Regions from separate parts of the Homo sapiens genome. Here regions 1 and 2 are each linked to region 3. A link is a loop called in an ENCODE intact Hi-C map of the cell type or tissue named here. Cell type or tissue: heart right ventricle. All regions are shown on one strand. Region 1 overlaps USP47 (ubiquitin specific peptidase 47). Region 2 overlaps USP47 (ubiquitin specific peptidase 47). Region 3 has its middle 15 kb from the start of MIR8070.

Region 1 (8,000 bases), 50 kb before region 3:
TCTTTTCTTTCTAACTTGGGCTATCACCATACCCTACTATTCTGGAGATGCAGGAACTCCTCCTTTCCATTTGGCAAAAAAAAAATTACAGTATCTGGGCACTAAAAGACAAAAAATCTATATGACTAATCCAAAAAAGAGAAAATAGAAGATAGGCAAGAATCCTAATTATTCAAATAGTCATTTTCATGTAAAATAAAAGTCCACCCATTTAAAACTCCTTAAAAACTGCAGGACAAAAAGAAATACTTCATAGTATTCAGTCAGGGCAAGGGCACAGAAGTGACACATGAACATATAACAGCACATCTGAGGAACAGCAACTAATGTAGTGGAATGTGGTTTGTACAAAACTGGCTTGGGGCATGAGACAAAAACATTAAGAATCTCTGGTTAAAGAGGATAGACTGAATATAAGGATTTAGCTCTGATGCCTCCCAGTTAAGAAATTTTTGAAAGACTATTAACCCCAAACAAACAGAAACACAATTTTAAAAGCTAGAAAACAGAATAAGTGGCAATGACAATTACAACTAGGAAGGCTGAATTCCATGTTAGCCTAGAAGAAAGCAAAGACACCTAGTTTATATCACACTGACATTTAGTACACCAAAAGACCTCTAAACTCCTTGGAGAACTGGTTGATTCCAGGGTTGGGGCAAGGAAAACATAAGATGGGCTGAAGCATTATGTGGTGTTGGAAAGTAAGGAAGTGAGTGCTCAAAAAGCAAGGATGAGCACAGAAGCCCACCAGAAAAAGCACCCCCTGGCAAAAATTGGAACAGCTTGATCAACAAAATAAATGATATAGAATTGGATTATAATCCAAAGAATAAATATCCATAAGTCCATACTGATACAAATAAATAAGTAAATAAATGGGGGTGGGGGGAAGGACAAATTCTCCTCACAGAAGAATTTAAATTAATAAATGTAGAAATAATGAGAGAAATAGAAAATCACTATTATTAAGCCACAGTAATAATTGCTGCAGGCAAGATCACAGATAGATGATAAAATTAGTGGGCAGAAATTTAGGGGGAAATAGGTTATCTGCATGGTCTCAAAGAATTTGATTTTTAAAAGCTATTTTATTTTTAAAGTTTGACCTGCCTGGCTGAGTAACTTTAAATCAAAGTACTTAATAATTATTAAAGGGAAAAATAGTAACTTCACAGTGGAGAAACCTAGCAGACACCCTCTTACCCAAGTGATCAAGGTTAACATCACCAGTAGTACGTATCAGCATCATGCCCCCCTACCAACATAATGCACTAAGAAGAACACATCCCATCTGTGATAATCCTTCTTTTTATTCATAACCTCAATCTATTCATGAGAGAGCATCCACAAACCCAAATTGAGAGCCATTCCATGAAATAACTGACCAGTACTCTTCAAAAGTGTCAAGATCTTGAAAATGAAGACTGAAAAATTATCACAGATAAAAGGAAACTAGGAGATATGATAACCAAATGCAATGTGGTATCCTAAATTTGGATCTTGAAACAAACAAAAACTATAAGAGGGAAAACTGGTAAAATCTGAATAAATTCTGTAGTGTAGTTAATAATATTATACTAAGGTTAATTTCTTCTGATCATCGTTCTATGGTTATATAAGATGTTAAGATAAAAAGAAGCTGGATGAAGGGTATACGGAAACTTTGTACTCTTTCCGCAATTCTTGTGTAAATACATTAAAGCAAACAAACAAAAAAATAAACTAAGGGGCTCAGGAACTGGAAGTTTCAGACACTTTGGGAACGAGAGTGGAGTCCAAACTAGAACTGACCAAAATCTAAGAAGTAGTGAAAATCCCCAGACCTCCTCTTCTACTCTTCAACCCTTTCTGATAAAAGACTAAACAATCTCTAGAGAGCATATAACAGGATATATCTAGACTAGAGGACAACATGCTCAATTGAATTTGAAGGGTGCCATAATGAAAACTGGGGAATTAGGTTAATCTGCATGCTTAAAGATGAGACCCATATCCCCTTTTCCTACTCAGCTCTCAAGCTTGTTCTCTCCTGGCAAAAGATGAGAAATTTTGTCTGGGAAAACAATCCAGCACAAAAGAAAAGATGTGTCACTGGGTGCCCTGGTCTAAATGCCTATGTCTCCTTACCCCAAAATTCACATGTTGAACCCTACTTGCCAATATGATGATATTAGGAAGTGGGATCTTTGGATGGTGACTGGATCAAGAAGGCAGGGCCCTCATAAATGAGATTAGTGCCCTTGTAAAAGAGGCCCCAGAGAGCTGCCTTGTCTCCTTCCACCATGTGAGGACACAGCGAGACGGTGCTGCTCTGTGAACCAGAAAGCAGGCTTTTACCAGACACCAAATCTGCCGGCACCTTTATCTTGGACTTCCCAGCCTCACTCACAGGAACTGTGAAAAATAAATTTCTGTGGATTATAAGCCACCCAGTTTATGGTATTTTGTTTTTGCAGCCCAAATGGACTAAGACTGGGAGTCTGCAAGGAAATCATCCAGATTTACCATCCTACACAAAAAACCATAATCACACAAAAGCAGAGCTTCCATTCAGCTTAGGGCCTCTCTCTTAAATAAGCACAGACTGCCAAGGATCATGAGACATCTAAGGAAAGCAACAAATATGAAAGATAAAGACCAAAGCAAACAAACAGAAAAAGGAAATTTGGAAGAAAAAGAATATGCAGACAAAAAAAAAAAAAACTACCAATATTTCCTAAGAGAGATAAGACACTGCATCCATAAAACAAATATAGGATTTTTTTTTCAAAAAAAGGAATGGAAACTATACATATTATAGCAGAAATAAGAACTTAGTAGAAAAACTGGAAGACAAAGTTGAGAAAAATCTCCCAGAAAGCAAAGAAAAAAAATGTAAAGAAATGGAAAATAGATGAAAATAGACAAGAAAATTAGAGAAACCCATCAGTAGGCCCAACATCTAACAACAGGAATTCAAAAGAGAGAGGAGAGATAAAATGAAGGAGAGGAAATCAAAGAAATTATTTAAGGAAAATTTGCAGAATTTATGAGATAAATTCCAGATTGAACAGGATTAGCAGAATGAATTAAAAAAACAGACATATAACTACATAATACAAGAATTTCAGAACTCTGGGGACAAAGATTCTCTCTCTAGCTCGCAAAGAGAAAAAAAGAAAGTTTCAAAATAGTTGAAAAGGATGTTCTAAGCATCTGATCTCAACATCGACACAGAAAAATAGAAGACAGTAGAGCAATGCCTTCAAAATTCTGAGAAAAAATTATTTCTGACTCAGAGTTCTCTGCCCAGCCAAACTATCCATAAAACAAGAGGGGAGAAAAAACATTTACAGACATGTATAGTCTTGAAAAAATTCTATCCCATCCAGAGAACTATTGAAAGTGGCCCTTCAAAATGAGAAAGTAAACAAAGACAGCCAAAGATACCAGATACAGAAACAGGGGCTCCAAAACAAGACAGAACTGAGAGAATCATAAAGATGACAGTAAAGCAAGTCCAAGACAACAGCTGCACAAAAGTTCTAGCTTTAACAAGTTCAAACTGGAGTAGGTCAGAAGGCCCTGGGAAAGAGCTTCTCACGAAGTCAAAATTGGTAGGTTTGAAGATAAGCCATTTATACACTTGAGAGATAGTTTGGGCTAAATCAGGGTTTCTCAACAACAGCTCTACTGACATTGTGGGCCTTCTAATTCTTTGTTACAGGAGGCTGTCTTGTGCAGTGCAGAAGAATATTTGGCAGCATACCTGGCTTCTACCCACTAGATGTCAGTAGCACACACCCGCACTCTCCTCCCCTCCCCCAACATTGCCAAATGTCCTCTGGAGAGAAAATGGGCCCCAATTGATAACCACTTGGCTAATTTAATAAGTATACAGAAAACTAAGCAAAGCAAAATTGTTAAAAATTACTAACTCTGGCCTAGCTAACATGGTGAAAATGGAGTCATTATAAACTGAAATACTGATGTATACAGGCTGGGCATGGTGGCTCACGCCTATAGCCCTAGTACTTTGGGAGGCTGAGGCAGGAGGATTGCTTAAGCCCAGGAGTTCAAGACCAGCTTGTGCAATAATAGTGAAACTCCATCTCTATGAAATGCGGATGTATCCAAACGACTTGCAGTATGACAATATTGGGAGTACTGGGCAGGGTTAAAATGTGTGCTTGTGTGTGGTTGGGGATAGTGGTAAACCCTCATTTTTACTTAAACTGAAAAATATCTTAAACTGAAAAATCAAGAAGTAACACTATAAAAACGCTAGTTTCGGCTGGGCATGGTGGCTCACGCCTGTAATCCCAGCACTTTGGGAGGCCGAGGCAGGCGTATCACGAGGTCAAGAGATCAAGACCATCCTGGCTAACACTGTGAAACCCCATCTCTACTAAAAATACAAAAAATTAGCCAGGTGTGGTGGCGCGCGTCTGTAGTCTCAGCTACTCAGGAGGCTGAGGCAGGAGAATCGCTTGAACCCGGGAGGCAGAGGTTGCAATGAGGTGATATCGCACCACTGCACTCCAGCCTGGGTGACAGAGTGAGACTCCGTCTCAAAAAAAAAAAAAAAAAAAATGCCAGTTTCAAATATGGAAGTAAGTATCAAAAGAATGAGTTGAAAGCAGTTGCCCCTAGGCAGCCTGAAATGAGGGGAAATTTGCAGAGACCTACTGTTTTTGTAAATATAGTCATGTGCCATATAAAGACATTTTGGTCAACAATCACAAAGATGACAGTGGTCCCATAAGATTACAAATACCATATTTTTACTGTACCTTCTGTATGTTTGAACACACAAAGACTTATGATGTATTACAACTGCCTACAGTATTCAGTACAGTAACATGCTGTAGCCTAGGAGCAACAGGCAATGCCATATAGCCTAGGTGTGTAGCAGGCTAAACCATCTAGGTTTGTGCAAGCACACTGTATCATGTTCAAATGATGTCTAATGATACATTTCTCAGAATAGGTCCTCATCATTAAGTGACAAGTGACTATAGTTCTGCAGAGCTATTTAACTCTTATAAATATATGCATGTATTAAACATAACTTTGATAAAAATTAAATTTAAAAAATCAACTGAATCCATATTATCAAGGACTTTCCTACTGGTTAAAGCTACCTTGATTTAGAATCAAATAGCTATGTAACTTTGAGCAAGTTACTTAGCATCTTTAAGCCTAGTTTCTTCATGTGTAAAATGGATAATGAAGAATAATAGCTAATACTGTCATACTGTCAAATGAGATAATGTAAGTGAACTGGTTAGCATAGTGTCTAGCACATACTGTTTACAAATAGTACCTATCATTCAAATTGCAATCAGAGGGTAATAATTATAAACTTTAAAACAGGTAAATCTTAATCTCATCTGTTTTAGAAAGTAACCCTGGCAGTTGTGGGGAGGATGGTTAAGAAAGGAAAGGCCTTGGAAGCAGACTGACCAATTAGAAAGGCTACACATTGGAGAAAATAACAATAATTAGACAAAGGCAGAGCCATGGAGAGAAAGATAAGGATACAGAGACATTTTCTAAGTGGTGAACTATATGTGAGAAAAAGGAAAAGAGAGGAGTCAAAAACTGTTCTAACTTAAGCATATAAATAGATGGCGATAACACTAACTGAAACAGGAGAACACCAAGAATTGGGTTGTGAGAAGGGAAGGAGAAATAAGTTCGATATTACCTATATTTAATTTGTGGGTCCTAGAGTACAACCAAGTACAGATATCCAGAACAGTGGAAATCTGAATCTAGAAGGGGTCAGGGCTGGAGATATAAATGTGTAAATCACAATCAAAGGTTGAAGCTATACAAGTGGATCCGATTACTCAAGACAAATATACAGAGTAAGAGGAGAGGGGAAATAGGAAAACTGTGAGCACAAAAAAAAAAAACACTATGTAAATACCCCCAAAACTACAATCAGATCATCTCAATTTCTGTTTTTGAAAATAATGTACATGCTCATTTTTAAATATGAAAGTCTAAATATATATCCCAATAATCCAGAAATTCAGAAATAGCAACTCTTAATATTTTAGTGTATTCCTTCTAATCTTTCAACGCATTTAACCCTAAATTGTTCATTTTTTCCTGGACAAAATTAGAATCATATACAATTCTGCATTCAGCTTTTGCTTTCATTCATTAAATGAGCATTTCCAATGATATCTAAAATACTGACTTTTATTAAACACTCCAATTTGTTTAAAACGCTGGCGGGTATAACTTGACAAACTTGTCTCTTACTGGTAAGAGAGAGTCAACATCTGAAATTTAAGAAAAAGCCTCATTTTAAAAGAATCACTAAAATCAAGAATGACAATTGCAGCACATTTCCTCAGGTAATTTAATTAGGAGAAATAAAATTAAAAGAATATGCATTTGACATGTTCCATAATAGATACTGATGAATGGATTTTATAAGAAGTCAGACAATAGAAATAAAAATAAGTTGTTTTTGCTATCAATGTGTCTTATGTACTCTGAGGTTGCTGTGAAGCTCAAATGAGTTAATACAAAGCACAACCAACAGTATCTGGTATATAAATAAATGCTCAATAAATACTGGTTATTACTATCATCATCATCATTAGATGCCAAAACCAGTTCCAGACAGAAGTAGTGATTGCATGAAAGACAGGAGAAAAAAACCCAGAGATAAAGAATTTACATTTCTACTCTTTTTCCTTCATTTTTTCCATTTTCTCTGGATTTAGAGTCCATGAGCACTACTTTAAGTACTGCAGTTTAAGTATTATTTTTAAAGCATCAGTAAATATGCACCTTATCCTTGATCATTCTATAAGACACTTGAGAGAAGAACAAATTTTTCTATTCTAAGTTTTTCCTATTTGGCAGAATACAGTAATATGCACAGTGAGTACTCAATGAATATTAATGACACACATCCTTATAAGAAAACAGAATAACAAAATAGCAACCAAACAATAATTAAAATTGGGATGCTATTAAAAGAGACCTCAAAGCAGAAATCAATATACTACAATTCAAAGACATACGGCAGAATGAAACGGGTGAAAAGCTCTGTTCTTCACCACAATGAAGAGATACCACTCTCTTTGCTCTTTCTGGGTACAACAATTTAGGAGGAATACTAAAAACCCCAGATTATGTCCAAAAGAGAGGAACTAAGAAACAGTTAAAGAACTGAGGAAGCTCAGACTCAGAACAGAAAAGGTCAGTTCTCAGGCTACCCTCTCCCATCTTCAATGATGAGAAAAACTATCCTATGGGAAATGCTTTAACATTTCTGTAAGGCAACTATCAAAAGATGGCAGCTATAGAGATCTAGACTTCTCTCAACTCAAAAACTTAAAAATAACAGATCTCTTCTAAGACAAAGATTTTATCAAAGATTAGTCATAGAAGTATGTATTAAAGCAAAAGTTGGCAAATAGCTTGCCAATGATGCTGTGGAAAACCTCCAAGGACAGGATAATTGGTTAGAATGCTAAATTTACTTACAACTCTGTCACCACATCAACGAATATTTACTGAATATCTGCTCCAGGAAAGACACTGTCTTAAACCTATAGTACAAAACCTACAAAAACAAAAAGCAAAGACAGAGAAACATACCAAGTCTTTGCTGTCAAGGAATTCACAACAAATAATATATAAAATGTAGATTACAGTTTCAGATCATAATAGATGTCGCCAAGCACCATCTAGTAATTGCCAAATGAATTCTATTCCTATATAAAGGTCTTCTAAGAGGGAGAAATCTCTAAGGTTAAAATGGTCAGAAAAGGCTATTTAGCATAAATGAGATATGAGGTACTTATGGAAAAATGTGTATGAAGGTTTTGAACAGGAAGGAGGGGGCAGCACAAACAGAAGTGAAATGCAAGTTAGAGAGAAACCTGTTTGACTACATTAAAAACCTGTTTCATGGGAGAAGAGATAAGCTGGAAGGACAGGTTGTGGCCAGAATCAATGGTACTGGGCCTTGAATACCAAGCTAAGTA
Region 2 (8,000 bases), 130 kb before region 3:
TCACTAGACAGATTCACTCATTCTTAATAAACTTTACTGTTGTTTAGAAACATCCTTACTCCCACCTTTCAGAGTAATAATCTTAAAGGACACCTCCTTACCCTGCTGACATGTTGATCATTGAAGCTGTACCACTGCTCATCACTGAATGACTTTATACATGCATAATAATGACCACCAGCAGCGCTCCCAGAATGAACCATAACAGAGAAAAGTTCATAGATCAAGGAATTCTAAGGGGAAAAAATAAAAGTAACTCAGAGGAGAAGGAAAACACAACCCTTATTTGTGTATTTCCTATTCTCTGTTAACACACAGAGAAGTAACATGGTAAGTTGTCCTATATATTACAGGTCAACTTTCCCCTAAGGTAAAACAAAAATGGCAAGTTATCAAACAACTGTATATACCAGAAGTTACACAAGTTTCATCAGTGCACTCTTCCACATTTTAATTATGCTATAACCTTTGAAACCATATATATCTGTAAATATAAACTTACATATGTAAAAATTAAATAATAGTCTAAAATTTCAGAAGCAGATGCTAATTACAGTGCTGTTCTAAAATACACAGTCGATAAAAAAAATCCGAAGTAACATACTGTTTCTTATTCAAATTCTATTTCCTTTACAAAAGAGCTGAGGAATATAATTATTTGGAACATCTTCTAATGTATTTATGCATTATCTGTGATATCATGATCTACTGATTTGTTCTCTCATATTAAGAATGAATCCTGAATTATACTATATCTACAATAAATTAATATTATTTCTTTAGCTTCCTGTTCTGCAAACAATTCTTTAAAGTTTGGAACTAAAGATTATTTTAGGCAAACTTAAGTATTTGTGGAAGAAAATCAAGAAAAGAGGCAACTTGTTTAAAAAAAAGAGGTCATTTATAATGACTTATTTTTATATTTAAGACAATCTTTTCTTTCAGAAGCCCATGTACTTCACAACTCCTAAGACAGTTTGAGATACTAGAGACTCTGCAAACCAGTAACTCTATCACAAAAAAAGAACAGGTAGGAAGACAGAAACAGAGAAGGAGGTTAAAAAGGCAATTTGACATCAGAAGATTTCCAGTTTATGACAGACAAGCTTTATTTTATTTACTTTTCTACAAGTACTAGGGTTTCTCTTCTTTATTCTTTTCCTAAAAAGCATTGTAGAGCCTTCTATAACTTTCAAGAAATTCTAATTTATCTTAAAATAACTTTAAACTGACCACAATATATTGTTAATTAGTGAAATTTCTAGAACAAATTTTGAAAATGTCTGAAAACTTGTTTTGTGGTTCAAATTTTATTCCTAAAACTAAAATTAATTACAGTGGTGATAGGGAGGAAGTTTCAGAATTTATTTGCAATCCAAAATGTGTTTAAAGCATTGAACAACTTATGAAATGTGGTAACCCCATGTTATTAAATTAAAATGCTTTGAATGTAGTAAATACACTAGACAAAATTTTGATATCACTGAATGATATGAATATCTTATCATAAGCAGTCTCCCCATTTAGAAAAAAAATAAACACAGAAAAAGTCTGCCAACCAACAGCTATACATTTTTTAAGTTTCATCATAATGATCAAAGCCAACATAATTATCTTCCTGGAAAATTCTAATAGCAGCAACTTCTAGATGACAATAATGGTGATATATTCAGAAGACTGAATCACCTTCCAAATTAGAATTGTATATATCTATTTTAAAGCAAAGATAATACAGTCATGACAGAGTAAGGGTTCCCAATTGCAATAATTTTAGTTTCAAATCACAAATACATTGCCAAAAAGTAGGAAGGAAAGTAAAGTGCCTTCATCCAAATGTAGCATGATAATTTGTAAATAAAATTACATAAAAACGTGTCCTAACATTTTCTTCTCTTTTACTACTATTTAACAAAGCAATACATTACTCCTAATTAAAAGGGGATACATCTTCAAACATGGTACTAGCAAACAGAATTACAAATTTCTAGATCTGCGTAGAACAGAAAGCACCTAGTCCAAATTCCTCCAAAATGTAGCAAATGAAAGGCACACAGATTAAATGATTTGTCCAAAGTGATACAGTTTATTAATAGCAAAGTAAGAACTAAAATCTAGATCATTTGGCCCACTAATGCAAGGGTCAAAGAGTGAGTATTTTAGGCTTTCTGGGCCATACGGTTTCTGTCGCAACTACTCAACTCTGTCATTATAGTACAAAACCAGACATACATAATATGTAAACAACCAGAGTGAATGTGTTCTGATAAATCTTTATTTACAAAAACTGGTAACACTAAGCAACAGACCTGGAAGCTCAACACCAAATAGAATAAATACCCATCCTGCCCAATAAACCAAAAACCAAAACAACAACAAAAAACAAAAACTCCCATGTTTAGGCATATCATGTTCAAACTGAACAAAACCAAAGACAAAAAAATCTTCAGGGGAGGCAGAGGGGAAAAACACCTTACCTATAGAGGAACAAGGATAAGAATTATAGCACATTTATCATTATAAACCATGCAAGCAAGAAGAGTGTAATGAAATATTTCATGTTGAAAGAAAAATTACCACCAACCTAGAATTCTATATCCAGAGAAATAATCCTTTAAAAGTGAAGGAGAGAAACTAGAAATCAATAGCAAAAGGAAAACTGGAAAATTCACAAATATGTGTAAGTTGTTTTAAACAACACACTCTTGAACAACCAATGGGTCAAAGAAGAAACCACAAAGGAAATTAGAAAATATCTTGAGACAAATGAAAACAAAAACATAACATACCAAAACTTATGCAATGAAACAAAAGAGGAAAGTTTATAGATGTAAGTGCCTACATTAAAAAAAAAAAGAAGACATCTCAAATCAATAACCTAACTTTATACCACAAGGAACCAGAAATAGAAGAACAAACTAAGTTGGGAAGGAGGGATGTAAAAAAAGAGGAAGAAGAAGAAAAAAACTAGATTCAGAGTTAGCAGAAGGAAGGAAATAAAGATTAGAGCAGAAATAAATAGAGAATAGGAAAAAAAAATGAAACTAAGAGCTGGCTTTTTGAAAAGATCAACAAAGTTTACAAACCCTTAGCTAGGCTAAGAAAGAGAAAAGACTCAAATAACAAAAATCAGAAATGAAAGAGGAGACATTATACTGAAGCCACAAAAATAAAAAGGATCATAAGAGACTGAAAAATTATATGCCAACAAATTGGATACCCTAGAAGAAATGGATAAATTTCTACAAACGTTTAACAGCTTATGAAGGCTGACTCAAGAAGACATAAAAAATCTGAACACATCTATAACTAGTAAGGAGATTGAATCAGTAATCAAAAACCTCCCAACAAAGAAAACCCCAGGACCAGGTTGCTTTGCTAGAGAATTTTATCAAACATTTGAAGAATTAACACGAATCCTTCTCAAACTTTCTGAAAAAGTAAAAAGGAGAAAAACTTCCAAACTCATTCTATATGGTCAGCGTGACTTTGATACCAAAATTAGACAAAGATACTAAAAACTATAGAACAATATCTCTTTGATGAATATTCATGCATAAATCCTTAACAAAATACTAGCAAACCAAATTCAGTAACACATTAAAGGACTATACATCATGACTAAGTGATCAATGTAATACACTACATTAACAGAATGAAAAAACCACAGGATCGCTTCAATTGATAAAGAAAAAGCATCTGACAAAATTAAACATCCTTTCATGATAAAAACACTCAACAAACTAGGAATAGAAGGAAATTACCTCAACATAATGAAAGCCTTATATGAAAACCCCACAGCTACCATCATATTAAATGGTGAAAAACGGAAAGCTTTCCCTCTAAGATTGGGAACAAAGCAAAGATGCCCATTCTTACCACTTCTGTTCAACGTAGTACTGGAAGTCCTAGCCACAGCAATCAGGCAAGAAGAAATAAAAGATATCCAAATAGGAAAGAAAGAAGAAAAATTATTTCTGTTCACTGATGACAATCTTGTATGTAGAAAATAAAGATTCCGCATAAAAAAAAAAACCCTAACAAGTAAATTCAACAAAAAGTGCAGGATACAAAATCAACACACACACAAATCTGTTGCATTTCTAAATACTAACAATTTATTGTTTCACTAACACTAACAATCCAAAAAGAAAATTAAGAAAACAATTCCATTTACAATAGTGTCAAAGAGAATAAAATTCTTAGGAATAAACTTAACCAAGGAGGCAGAAGACTCATACAGTGAAAAACCATAAAACATTAAGGAGGCCGGGTGCGGTGGCTCACGCCTGTAATCCCAGTGGGAGGCCGAGGTGGGTGGATCATGAGGTCAGGAGATCAAGACCATCATGGCTAACATGGTGAAACCCCATCTCTACTAAAAATACAAAAAAATTAGCTGGGCGTGGTGGCCGGTGCCTGTAGTTCCAGCTACTCAGGAGGCTGAGGCAGGAGAATGGCGTGAACTTGGGAGGTGGAACTTGCAGTGAGCCGAGATCACACCACTTCACTGGAGCCTGGGCGACAGAGCGAGACTCCGTCTCAAAAAAAAAAAAACCAAAAACTAAAACAAAAAAACATCAAGGAAAGAAATTAAAGACACAAATAAATGGAAAGACATCCTCTGTTCATGAACTGGAAGACTTAATACTGTTAAAATGTCCACACTATACAAAGTGATCTATAGGTTCAATGCAATCCTTATCAATATTGAAAATAGGAAAACAACAGAAAAAGTGAACAAAACCAAAAGCTGGTCCTTTGGAAGAAAAAAACCCCAATACAATTGGTAAATCTCTAATTAGGCTAACCGAGATTAAAAAGACGACACAAATTGCCAGTATCCGAAATGAAAGAAGGTTCATCCCTGCATTAAAAGGACATTAAAGGACAATTAAAAGGACAATAAAAGAATACTTTGTACAACTCTATGCCCCCAAGTTTGATAACACAGATAAAACAGACCAACTTCTTAAAAATCACAAACCACCAGAACTCACAAAGGAGAAACAGGTAACCTGAAAAGTCCTATATCTATTATAGAAATTAAATCAATAATTAACCACTTTCTAAAAAAGAAAGCACCAGGCCCAGATAATTTCTCTGGTGAATTCTACCAAATATTTAAGAAACAATACCAAGTTTCCACAATCTCTTCCAAAAATAAAGGCAGAGGGAACATTCCCTAACTTATTACATGAGCCCAACATCACCAAAAGCAGATAAAGACACTATGAGAAAGGAAAACTACAGATCAATGCATCTCATGAACACAGATGCAAAAATCCTCTGCAAAATATTAGCAAATCAAATCAACAAAGTATAAAAAGAAACACACACCATGACAAAGCAGGATTCATTCCAGGTATGCAAAGACAGCTTAACATTTGAAAATCAATCTATGTAATTCAGGCTGAAGAAGAAAATTACATACATGATCATATCAACTGACATAGAAAAAAAAATCTGGAAAAATCCAATACCTATTCATGATAAAAGTTTTCAACAAAGTAGGAAAAGAACATAAAAAACTGAAAGTCAACATCACACTCAATGATAAGAAACTGAAAGCTTTCCTCTGAAGATTGGAAACAAGGTAAGGAAGTTCTCCCTCACCACTCTATTCAACACTGCATTGGAAGTCCCACAGAGTGCAGTGAGACAAGAAAAAGGCATGCAGATGGGAAAGGAAGAATACTGTCTTTATTTGCAGATGAAATGAAAGTGTATGTAAAAACACAGGCAAGGGCCCAGATTTGGCTCTTGAGCCATAGTTTGCCAACTCCTGCTAGAATGCCATGTTTCTATACTCAGTTACAATGTACTTATTACATTATTCATTACATAGCAATCCCTGCTCAACTGTCTGCCCTGAATGAAACAGATAATTTTAAAAAGTAAAGGGTGGTGGTGATAATTAGAAGAATGGCCTTGGTCTAAAAACAGATTTATGAAAGTAAAACTCTATTTTTAAATATTGCCTTAAAAATCCCTATATTTAATGACTCTGTAATACCTGAGTTAGTGATCAGTCTTCACATTAGGAGTTTATTATTCACACCATGCTCAAGACGTTTTATCTATAATCTTTCCCTCAATAAAACAGAATATATGTGGAAAAAAATGGTCTAAAAAACCCTTAAAGTTATTGACACAGGGGCAAGATCCTATCCCAGAGATTATCCAATTCTGTGGTTTTCAAATGATAATCCATAGAACTATACCATTTTTCAAAGTGTCTTGAGGACTATCGCAGGACAGGGAAGAAAGACTAGGGGGCTTTGGCATTTCCCTACTCAGAAAGATCAGATCTATTATTAATTGTCTCATAAAGTGTTTCATGGCCAGACTTTTAAAAATCAATGACTAATCCAACATTTTACTTTTCTATATAGGAAAACTCAGACAAAATTTATAGACACTTGCTGCAACCTTAAAGGCAGAGGTGGTAATAGAATCTTGGTTTCTTGACTACTAGGCATCGTTTCTGTACCATCCAGCTTGCTTAGACAGTTTAAAGTATGGTCTCCCAAAAATTAATGTTCTTACCTGTAAGCAGTTTTTCCTGAAGTTTAATTATAGTCATATATATATATATATATATATATATATATATATATATATATATGTACAAAAAAACTATATTTGAGAAGTCTTAACTTTCAAAAATTAAGTTTCTTTTAAAGATAACTTTATCAGTCACAACAGCTATAGAATTATATAGGAAGTCAGAGATTATTCTCACTTTCAACTAAAAAATGCAAACTATAAAAGGTACCTTTTCAAGTCCAGATTTTGAGATCTTTTCAGTTCCACTATTGGTTTCAAGACAGATTCCTTCATCAACACCATCATCATTGGAGAAATCGTTGCTCATCTGATCACTGTGACAACTACCTTCATTTTCTGCTCCACTGTCAGTGCAACTTTCAGTCTGAGGAGATTTCTTAATAAGACATAATTATCTTAGTTATAAACCATATACAGAGAAAATATGTTCAACAAAACTTTGTACCTATATACTGCTAATATTTTCACACAATTTAACATATTAGTAAAAATATTTTACTTTGAGTACATTTATTTTCTCTTAAAAATTGAGACCTTAAGTAAAATTAAACAAGCAACAGTGTATTTTAAAAGCATTTCTATCATGTCCTTAAAATTCTAATACAACAAATTAGTGATTCAGAATTCTATTAAACCTCATTTATGTTTACTGTTACAACATAATGGTTGAAATTATCATTTCTTTTAGCAAAATCCACAAAATCAGAGAAGCTGAGCTCCAAAATGAGCTTCTGGTGTTCTCAAATCAGGAAAGAATATAATTTCTTTTCTTGAACAAAAAGTCCAACTCGGTTTATCAGTGCGTTAGGTATTACAGATAATTAGAAAGAGAAACAAGACATTGTATTCATCCTTAAGAACTTGATAGTCTTTTTACAGGAAGTAGAAATATAATGGTTACAGCACATTATACTTTTCTACTTTATGGTTTTAAACCACATTCACACAAATTTAATTTGAAGAATTCTCTTTGTTAGAAACCCCCAAACAATCCTTTCCCCCTTTAACGTTTTATATACATCTCTAAAAATGTTTTTATTTAAATAATTTGAGAATTTTCTAAGATGCAGGCTTTTGAAATGTATAAGGCATTGCATAGAAGTTCTTGAGTGAAACCAAGCAATATACAATAAGCACAAACTTTTTGCCAGGAACTCTTGTTGTAGGTACTACATCTAATATACAGTCTTCATCTCTCAAGAAGGTTAGGTTCAAGGATAAATGGAGATGAAATCCAGCTATAGATCTAAGTCCAAAGAGATATAATTCCTGAAACTTCTTCAGCTGAGCCAAAACATTTCTTGTCCCAAGAACTAAACCTAGAATTCTCTAGGAAGTTTCTACTAAGCTTCATATATAAGTTTTCCTTCTTTGGAAAAAATTTTCCTTTATGAGAAATATATTAGGCATATTCAGAAGACCAATCTACTACT
Region 3 (8,000 bases):
TATGGTGGCATGCACCTGTAGTCCCAACTAATTGGGAGGCTGAGGCAGGAGAATCGTTTGAACCCGGGAGGCAGAGGTTGCAGTGAGCCGAGATCGCATCACCGCACTCCAGCCTGGCAAGAATGAGACTCTGTCTCAAAAAAAAAAAGACGATGTTTTAATTTTTTTCTAAAAGTTTTGGTACCTCTTTCTTTTCTCTTCTCTTTTGTTTCCCTGTTTTCTAAATTGTGTCCATTCATTCATTCCAATACAAAATATTTACTGAGTGCTTATTATGTGCTGTGGAAGTGGTGCACTGTTCTTATCCCCAATTTCTCCCCAATATCTCACAACACAGTAGAAAAAAATATCAGTGTAGTAGGGTTTTGCCTTGAAATAAAGCTATCTTCCATTTACGGGCCAAGTATGCCAGGGCATGTGTGGAGGAGTGGGCTTATCTATTTGCGCTAAGGTCTGAGGGAAGGTGTTTATCATAATGGAGATAATTTGGGTCAAAAACACTACCTCATCTGTGTAAAAGAAGAAGCATTTCTGAGTCCAGGATTTTCTTAGATTGTTCATGGACCCAAGCTTGCGTCTCTAGGAACATCAAAAACACAAGGGGACATTGCTTTGGAAGAATGTACAACGTGATGTTCTGAAGGCCAGGAGCAAATCCCCTCCAGCCCTGCAGGCAGGTCTTACCTATAATGAGCACGCACACTGCTGCAGAGCCAACCCAGGACCCACCTGTTGTGAAAGGCATGGTTAGCTCACCTGGCATTGTCAATCTCTGGAAATGCAATGAATGGAATAGGACTGCTCTGGGGACAAGTCTTGGTACCAACCTGTTCTTCGCGAAGATGGAGCCGCTGCCAGTGTGACTCCAGGACTGATTTCCCAGTTAGCTAAGGACCTTCTCATGGTCTTGTTACCTTAATCTCTCCTTCCGACCAGCTTCTTATTCAGCTCTGTTAGTACTCATTCCTCCCCTGCCTGTTCTTCTTCCACAAAGAGTCCTCAAGTCCTTGGCTCCTGTTTTTGTCCCATCCCACAAGTACTGCCCTGCACATTTTTCTTTGTGAACTCACATGGTTAATTATCTGAGCCACTTCCTTGTCAGAACTCTGGGTTCCCTCACTTTCTCTCATTTGGCTGGACTCATCCATCAGAAAACTAACTCTGGATGTATGAGACCTCTGTCTTCTCAGCTCCTACTTCTGGGCTGCTGCTCCTGCTGCTAGAAGAAGTGTAGATTACACACACTGTGCCACTGCGATTAGCTCCTCCTTCAAGAGCTCATTACTTGCCTTAGCCTTCACCACCTTCCTCAAGCCCTATACCACCCCTGAGTTCTCATCCCTGGCATGTGGTTTTTCCTCCTAGGGACATTGAGGCCATTTCCTTACTTCCTTTCTCCCTTTAATTTGCTCTTATTGAACTTTGTCCTTGCCAATCCCCTGAGATCTCTTTCCGTATGCGTTAATAGCATCCATCTTGTAAAATCTGATGGTTGGTTCTCAGTCCTCTTTCAACTTGAACTTTTAGTGATATTTGACACAGTTGGTTCCTTTCCCTTTCTTGACCACTTTCTTCATTTGGTTATGGGGACACTGCAGAAGTCTTTGACTTCTTTTCACCCATTGGCTGTTCCATCTTATCTTCTTCCCTAGCTCCTCTTTTTTTTCTGACGTCCAAATATTTGAATGTCTCAGAGCTCACTTCTCAGCCTCATCTCTGCTCTTTCTTACTCAGTAAGAAATCTCAGCTGGTGTTCTGACTTTAAATGCCAACTATAGGCTGATCATTCTGGAATGTGCATTTCTATATGCACTTTCTGTCCTGAATTCCAGACTTGTATTTCCAGCTGCCTACTTGGCATATTCCCTTGGGTCTCTAGTAGACATCTCAAACTCCACACGTCCAAAACAAAGCTCTTGATTTCTCCATGTCAAATTGCTCCTTCATGGCTTCTCCATCCTTGTTGCCCAAGCCAAAATAGAGAGTCACCCTTGATTCGTCTCTCTCTTACCTTCCACTCTACTCTATCAGAAGAGGTCCGTAATCCATTTACTTTGCTCCAGACCACCATCATTTCTCAGTGGAACAACTATCCCTGCTTTCGCTATTCCCCTGCCTTCATTTTTCATACAGAAGCCAGGGAGATCACTTAGCAACTTACATTAGATAAGGTCATTCCCTTGATTAAAACCTTCCACAAGCTTCCCATGATACTCAAAATCTAGGTTCCCAAACCTTACTTCCAAAGTCCTGTGTGATCTGGCCTCTGGCCGATCTCTCTAATCTTACCTTATTCCCTTTTCTCCTTTGCCCATTCTATTCTAGCTTCACTGGCCTGCTTTGGATTTTTTCAACCTCGTAAGCCACTTCTTTCCCTGATTTTCACATGGCCTTAGAAAGTCTAAATGACATCTCAGAGAGGTTTCCCTGACCACTCATTCTAAAGGAGCCCGACACCTATCACATCACCATATTTTAATTGTCTGCATAACACTTATCTCTGTTGGATATTTTTCTTGTTTATTTGGTATTGTCTGCTCCAACTAGAAGGTCATCAGAAACTTTGCTTTGTTCATTCATGTATTCTCTGCACAATTTGACATGGGTCATTTACAAGATGATTGTATACGTCAGTCCAAGGCATGGGAGAATAGGCTGGAGATGCCGTAGGCTGACACCTTATGTAATACTTCACCAAGACCTGCTGATTTTACCTCCTAAACATTTTTCTATTCCAGGGCTGTCCCTCCATATAAAAGAGATGGAGAAGGCACAAAGCTGTCATCATTTCTTTATTACTTCAACAGTTTCCATCTGGTCTTCCTGCCTTCAGTCTTATTTTCTCCGATCCATTCTCTGCCACAGTTCCTAAAACATAAGTCTGGCATGTCACTCTCCTGTTTAAAACTCTTCAAAGGCTTTCAGTCATTTGCATGATAAAGTCATTAGCCTAACAGTATATTCTGTGTTGTGATAGGTGGTCTCTGTCTCTATGTCCTTCTTGTTTTATTCTCCAAGAATACCCAGCTGCTTGTAGGGCACTGTGAATACTTTGCTTTCCCTGTTTCTGTGTCTTTGCTCATGTGCTCCACTCTGCCTTGGACTGTCTGGCCTTTAGAAGCCATGTGACCTTGGGATATCACTTATTCTTCTGAACCTTAGTTTCCTAATAATCATAATTCTTCACAGGGGCAACGTGAGGGTCAAATGATATCATGTACAGAGAAAAAAGTACAATGCCTGTTGTATAGCATGTGCTCAAAAAATTGCAATTGTATTTTTCAACAATGTTAATGTTGACACTAATACTACTAAACCATAATATAGTGGAGCTAGTGTAAGATTTCTGGTACTTTCTTGGGTTACTTGCCTTGGGAGAAAGTAACCAGATCTGACTAAAAATTTGAACTACCAGCTCTGATTTTCCAGTCCTCCTTCCCTGTCCTTCCTAGAAAACTTGAAATCCACATAATTCTCACCCAAGGATTCTCAAATCTGCAGGGACAAGACAAGCACTTGTTCCTCATTGGGCCCTGGGACCCTCCCCGGCTGTGCTCTCGGGTGAGGGGGTCAGTTGGGATTGTCCAGCATTTCTGTGTCTTGGGAATGGAAATTAAGACTTCGGAGTTTTCCTCCAGTCTTTCTCATAGACTTACTGAACAGCCAGGTTTCAGAGACATGCTGGAGCCCCCTGGTGGTGGCTTCTGGGCACGGTAATAGCCATAACTGCAGGGTGAATGGAACCTGTGAAGTTCAAAGTACTTTGTCACTATGTTATCTTGTTATCACTGCAAGGAGTGTTAGGGATCTACTTGGCATCTTGTGGACTGACATATGAGGGAGGATAATGACATGTTCTAAGCTTCCAGGGTGTGGTGGGGATGATGGGAAAGGGCTTTGGTGCCAGTGGGATGGGTTAGCCTGGAGTGCTCCCCAGGGACAAAAAGCAAGGTTGCTGTACATAATGACAACCTTTGACTGGATCAGAATGAGACCCAGGTGAGCCAGGTCTCCTGGTGATTTTTATCTACTTTCAAGGTTTAGCTGCTCTGAGCTCTGTGAATTTCAAGTAGTCCAACAGTCAGTTTGGCGAATACATTCATTTACTTAGAGACTTAATAAATTAAGCCAATAAATACCTACCATATACTAGGTGTTAAGTGCTGTGGCAAGTGCTGTGGCAAATTCTGAGATGAATCATTGCCCCCACCTTCCACAAACTCACAATCTGGTGGGGATTATGAGACTCATAGACAAATAATTGAATGGAAGAACATTCCATGCTCCTGGATAGGAAGAATCAATATCGTGAAAACGGCCATACTGCCAGAGGTAATTTATAGATTTAATGCCATCCCCATCAAGCTACCAATGACTTTCACCACATAATTGGAAAAAACTACTTTAAAGTTCATATGGAACCAAAAAAGAGCCCGCATTGACGAGACAATCCTAAGCAAAAAGAACAAAGCTGGAGGCATCACACTACCTGACTTCAAACTATACTACAAGGCTACAGTAACCAAAACAGCATGGTACTGTACCAAAACTGAGATATAGACCGATGGAACAGAACAGAGCCCTCAGAAATAATACCACACATCTACAACCATCTCATCTTTGACAAACCTGACAAAAGCAATGGGGAAAGGATTCCCTATTTAATAGATGGTGCTGGGAAAACTGGCTAGCCATATGTAGAAAGCTGAAACTGGATCCCTTCCTTACACCTTGCACAAAAATTAATTCAAGATGGATTAAAGACTTAAATGTTAGACCTAAAACCATAAAAACCCTAGAAGAAAACCTAGGCAGTACCATTCAGGACATAGGCATGGGCAAGGACTTCATGACTAAAACACGAAAAGCAATAACAACAAAAGCCAAAATAGACAAATGGGATCTAATTAAACTAAAGAGCTTCTGCACAGCAAAAGAAACTACCATCAGAGTGAACAGGCAACCTACAGAATGGGAGAAAATTTTTGCAATCTACCCATCTAACAAAGGGCTAATATCCAGAATCTACAAAGAACTTAAACAAATTTACCAGAAAAAAATCAAACAACCCCATCAAAAAGTGGGCAAAGGATATGAACAGATACTTCTCAAAAGAAGACATCTATGCAGCCAACAGACACATGAAAAAATGCTCATCGTCACTGGCCATCAGAGAAATGCAAATCAAAACCACCATGAGATACCATCTCACACCAGTTAGAATGGCGATCATTAAAAAGTCAGGAAACAACAGGTGCTGGAGAGGATGTGGAGAAATAGGAACACTTTTATGCTGTTGGTGGGACTGTAAACTAGTTCAACCATTGTGGAAGACAGTGTGGCGATTCCTCAAGGATCTACAACTAGAAATACCATTTGACCCAGCGATCCCATTACTGGGTATACACCCAAAGGATTATAAATCATGCTACTATAAAGACACATGCACATGTATGTTTATTGCGGCCCTATTCACAATAGCAAAGACTTGGAGCCAACCCAAATGTCCATCAGTGATTGACTGGATTAAGAAAATGTGGCACATATACACCCTGGAATACTATGCAGCCACAAAAAAGATGAGTTCATGTCCTTTGTAGGGACATGGATGACGGTGGAAACCATCATTCTCAGCAAACTATTACAAGGACAGAAAACCAAACACCACATGTTCTCACTCATAGGTGGGAATTGAACAATGAGAACACTTGGACACGGGGTGGGGAACATCACACACCAGGGCCTGTCTTTGGGTAGGGGGCAGGGGGAGGGATAGCACTGGGAGATATACCTACTGTAAATGACGAGTTAATGGGTGCAGCACACCAACATGGCACATGTATATATATGTAACAAACCTGCATGTTGTGCACATGTACCCTAGAACTTAAAGTATAATAAAATAAAATAAAATAAAAACAAAAGAAAACAAGAGAAACAAAAAAAGACTCATAGACAGTTGAATTAGAGGGGGGAAAGTGATAATGATTCAAGTAGAAGTAAAATGTAAGTGAGTTCAGAAGAGGGAGATATATCCAACAGTAAAATTTTATAGCAGGGAGCATTTGAACTAAAAGAATGTGAGTTGCAGAGGGCATCCCAGATGGAACCATGGCAGGAAAGCCTGGGTGTGTGTGAAACTGCCAGAAGTTTTGTTTGGTGCATGGAGACTGGAAAGATAGACGGAGGCTACATCCAACTGGGTCCTCATCATCTGTGCAAGGAGTTTGGATCTGATTTCTTAGGCAATGAGCATAACCTGATGAGAAGAGTGTTTTAGGAGAATTCAGTGATAGGACATAGGATGGATGGGAGGAAGGAAGGATGAAATGTGGAGAGACATTAGGTGACTATTAGGATAGTTCAGGCAGGTGGAATGGAGAGGAGAGGGCAACCTAAATAAGTGTTTCATCACTTATCAACATTACTTGGCAACTGATTGTAAAAAGGGCCAATGGACAGAGATGAATTTTTAAAATGCCATGACATTTCCAAACACTGTTGGCTGGGAAGATTGTGGAACCCATAGCAGGTACAGAGGCAAAGCATGTTTGAAAGGAAATGGGAGGTGTTCCATTTTGGTCAAGAGGAGTTTGAGATATCTGTAGAATGTTCAGGTAGAAATTCAGGCTTGGAGTACAGAAGGGAAATGGCTTTGAGACATAGAATATGAGATCAGTTCCACTGAGAAAAAGATAAACCGGTAGAATTTGGTAAGATTTCAGAGGAGGTTGGGAGATCTCTTATCTGTGCAGAAGAAAATGAGAGGCAATGTGAAAGTGGCTTTGTGCTCAGAGGGCAGACCTGAATTTGAATCCTAGCTCTGCCACATAGTCTTTGTGTGACCTTAGACAAGTTACTTAACCTCTTTAAGCCTCAGTTTTCTCATCTATAAGATGGGATGTAATATAGCCTTTTCTTTGGAGGGGATTATGAGGATTAAATCAGATGACATATGCAAAATATTTAGAAGGATGCCCAGCATATGACTGCTTGATAAAAGCTACCATTTTAAAAATTATTACCACTAATAATGACAATGATTATTAGTAGATAATAGTACAATGAAAATGATTAGTAGTACAATGATAGAAAATTGAGGGCACTGACATTTTGGGAGGGTGGAGGAAAAGAAGTCAGAGAGGATAGAAATAGTGGAAGAGGAGAAATGAACTATAGTTTTGCAGCATTAGGCGAGAATTTCAAGGACTTGGTAGCCACTGTTATAATTGAGGTGAGAAGTTAATGTGGATGAATATAGAGAAAATACTGTTAAATTTGGAATGGGAATATATTAGTTTGCTAGGGCTGTTGTAACAAAGTACCACAGACGAGACAGCTTAAACAACAAACATTTATTGTCTTCCAGTTCTGAAGGCTGGAAGTCTTAGATTAAGGTGTCCCAAGGTTGGTTCCTTGTGAGGGCTGTGAGGGAAGGATCTGTTCCATGCCCCTCACCTCACTTCTGGTGGTTTGCCAGCATCTTTGGCTTATAGATGCATCGTCTCAATCTCTGTCTTCATGTTCACATGGCATTTTCGCTGTGTGGATGTCTCTGTTCAAATTTCCCCTCTTTGTAAAGATACGGGTCATATTGGATTAGGAGCCCGCCCTGCTCCAGTATGACCTTGTCTTAACTAATTATATAATATTTATATTATTATATAATTTTAGATATAAAATGATTTTAGATAGAAAATTGAGGGCACTGACATTTTTGGGGGGTGGAGGAAAAGAAGTCAGAGAAGATGGGAAGAAACAGCAGAAGAGGATCAATGAACTATAGTTTTGCAGCATTAGGTGACAATTTCAAGAACTGGGTGGGAAGGATCTGTTCCATGCCCCTCACCTTGCTTCTGGTGGTTTGCCGGCATCTTTGCAGACCAGGCTTCTGGTGGTTTGCTGGCATCTTTGCAGATCATATTATACACAGATTATAATCTGTGGTCAAATTTTACCTAGGGTCAGATTATACACAGATCTGTGGTCAGATTATACAC

Evidence for each region. Peaks named below come from ENCODE experiments on the same cell type or tissue, not always from the same donor. Only the 100,000 strongest peaks of a DNase experiment are listed, where the experiment ranks them.
Region 1: it touches region 3 in a loop (8-fold over the local background); 49 of 110 quality-filtered maps call a loop at or near these places.
Region 2: a loop joins it to region 3, with 2.6 times the contacts of the local background. A loop is called at or near these places in 16 of 110 quality-filtered maps.

What each region holds. Positions count from the first base shown.
Region 1 is chr11:11,845,183-11,853,182 of GRCh38, reverse strand. The region is part of intron 1 of USP47 (ubiquitin specific peptidase 47); the gene reads right to left. Among named protein-coding and RNA genes, the nearest start is that of USP47, 7.2 kb to the right of the region's middle. In heart right ventricle, a CTCF peak has its summit at 3,755 (motif pointing right); a DNase peak (open chromatin) is centred at 3,759; H3K27ac peaks cover 6,541 bases.
Region 2 is chr11:11,921,667-11,929,666 of GRCh38, reverse strand. USP47 (ubiquitin specific peptidase 47) reads right to left here. Exons shown (of 28, transcript NM_001282659.2): 11 at 6,776-6,943; 12 at 102-233. Among named protein-coding and RNA genes, the nearest start is that of DKK3, 83 kb to the left of the region's middle. In heart right ventricle, no CTCF peak of the experiment used is centred here; no DNase peak of the experiment used is centred here; H3K27ac peaks cover 714 bases.
Region 3 is chr11:11,794,701-11,802,700 of GRCh38, reverse strand. No RefSeq gene overlaps it. Among named protein-coding and RNA genes, the nearest start is that of MIR8070, 15 kb to the right of the region's middle. In heart right ventricle, a CTCF peak has its summit at 3,700 (motif pointing left); a DNase peak (open chromatin) is centred at 3,680.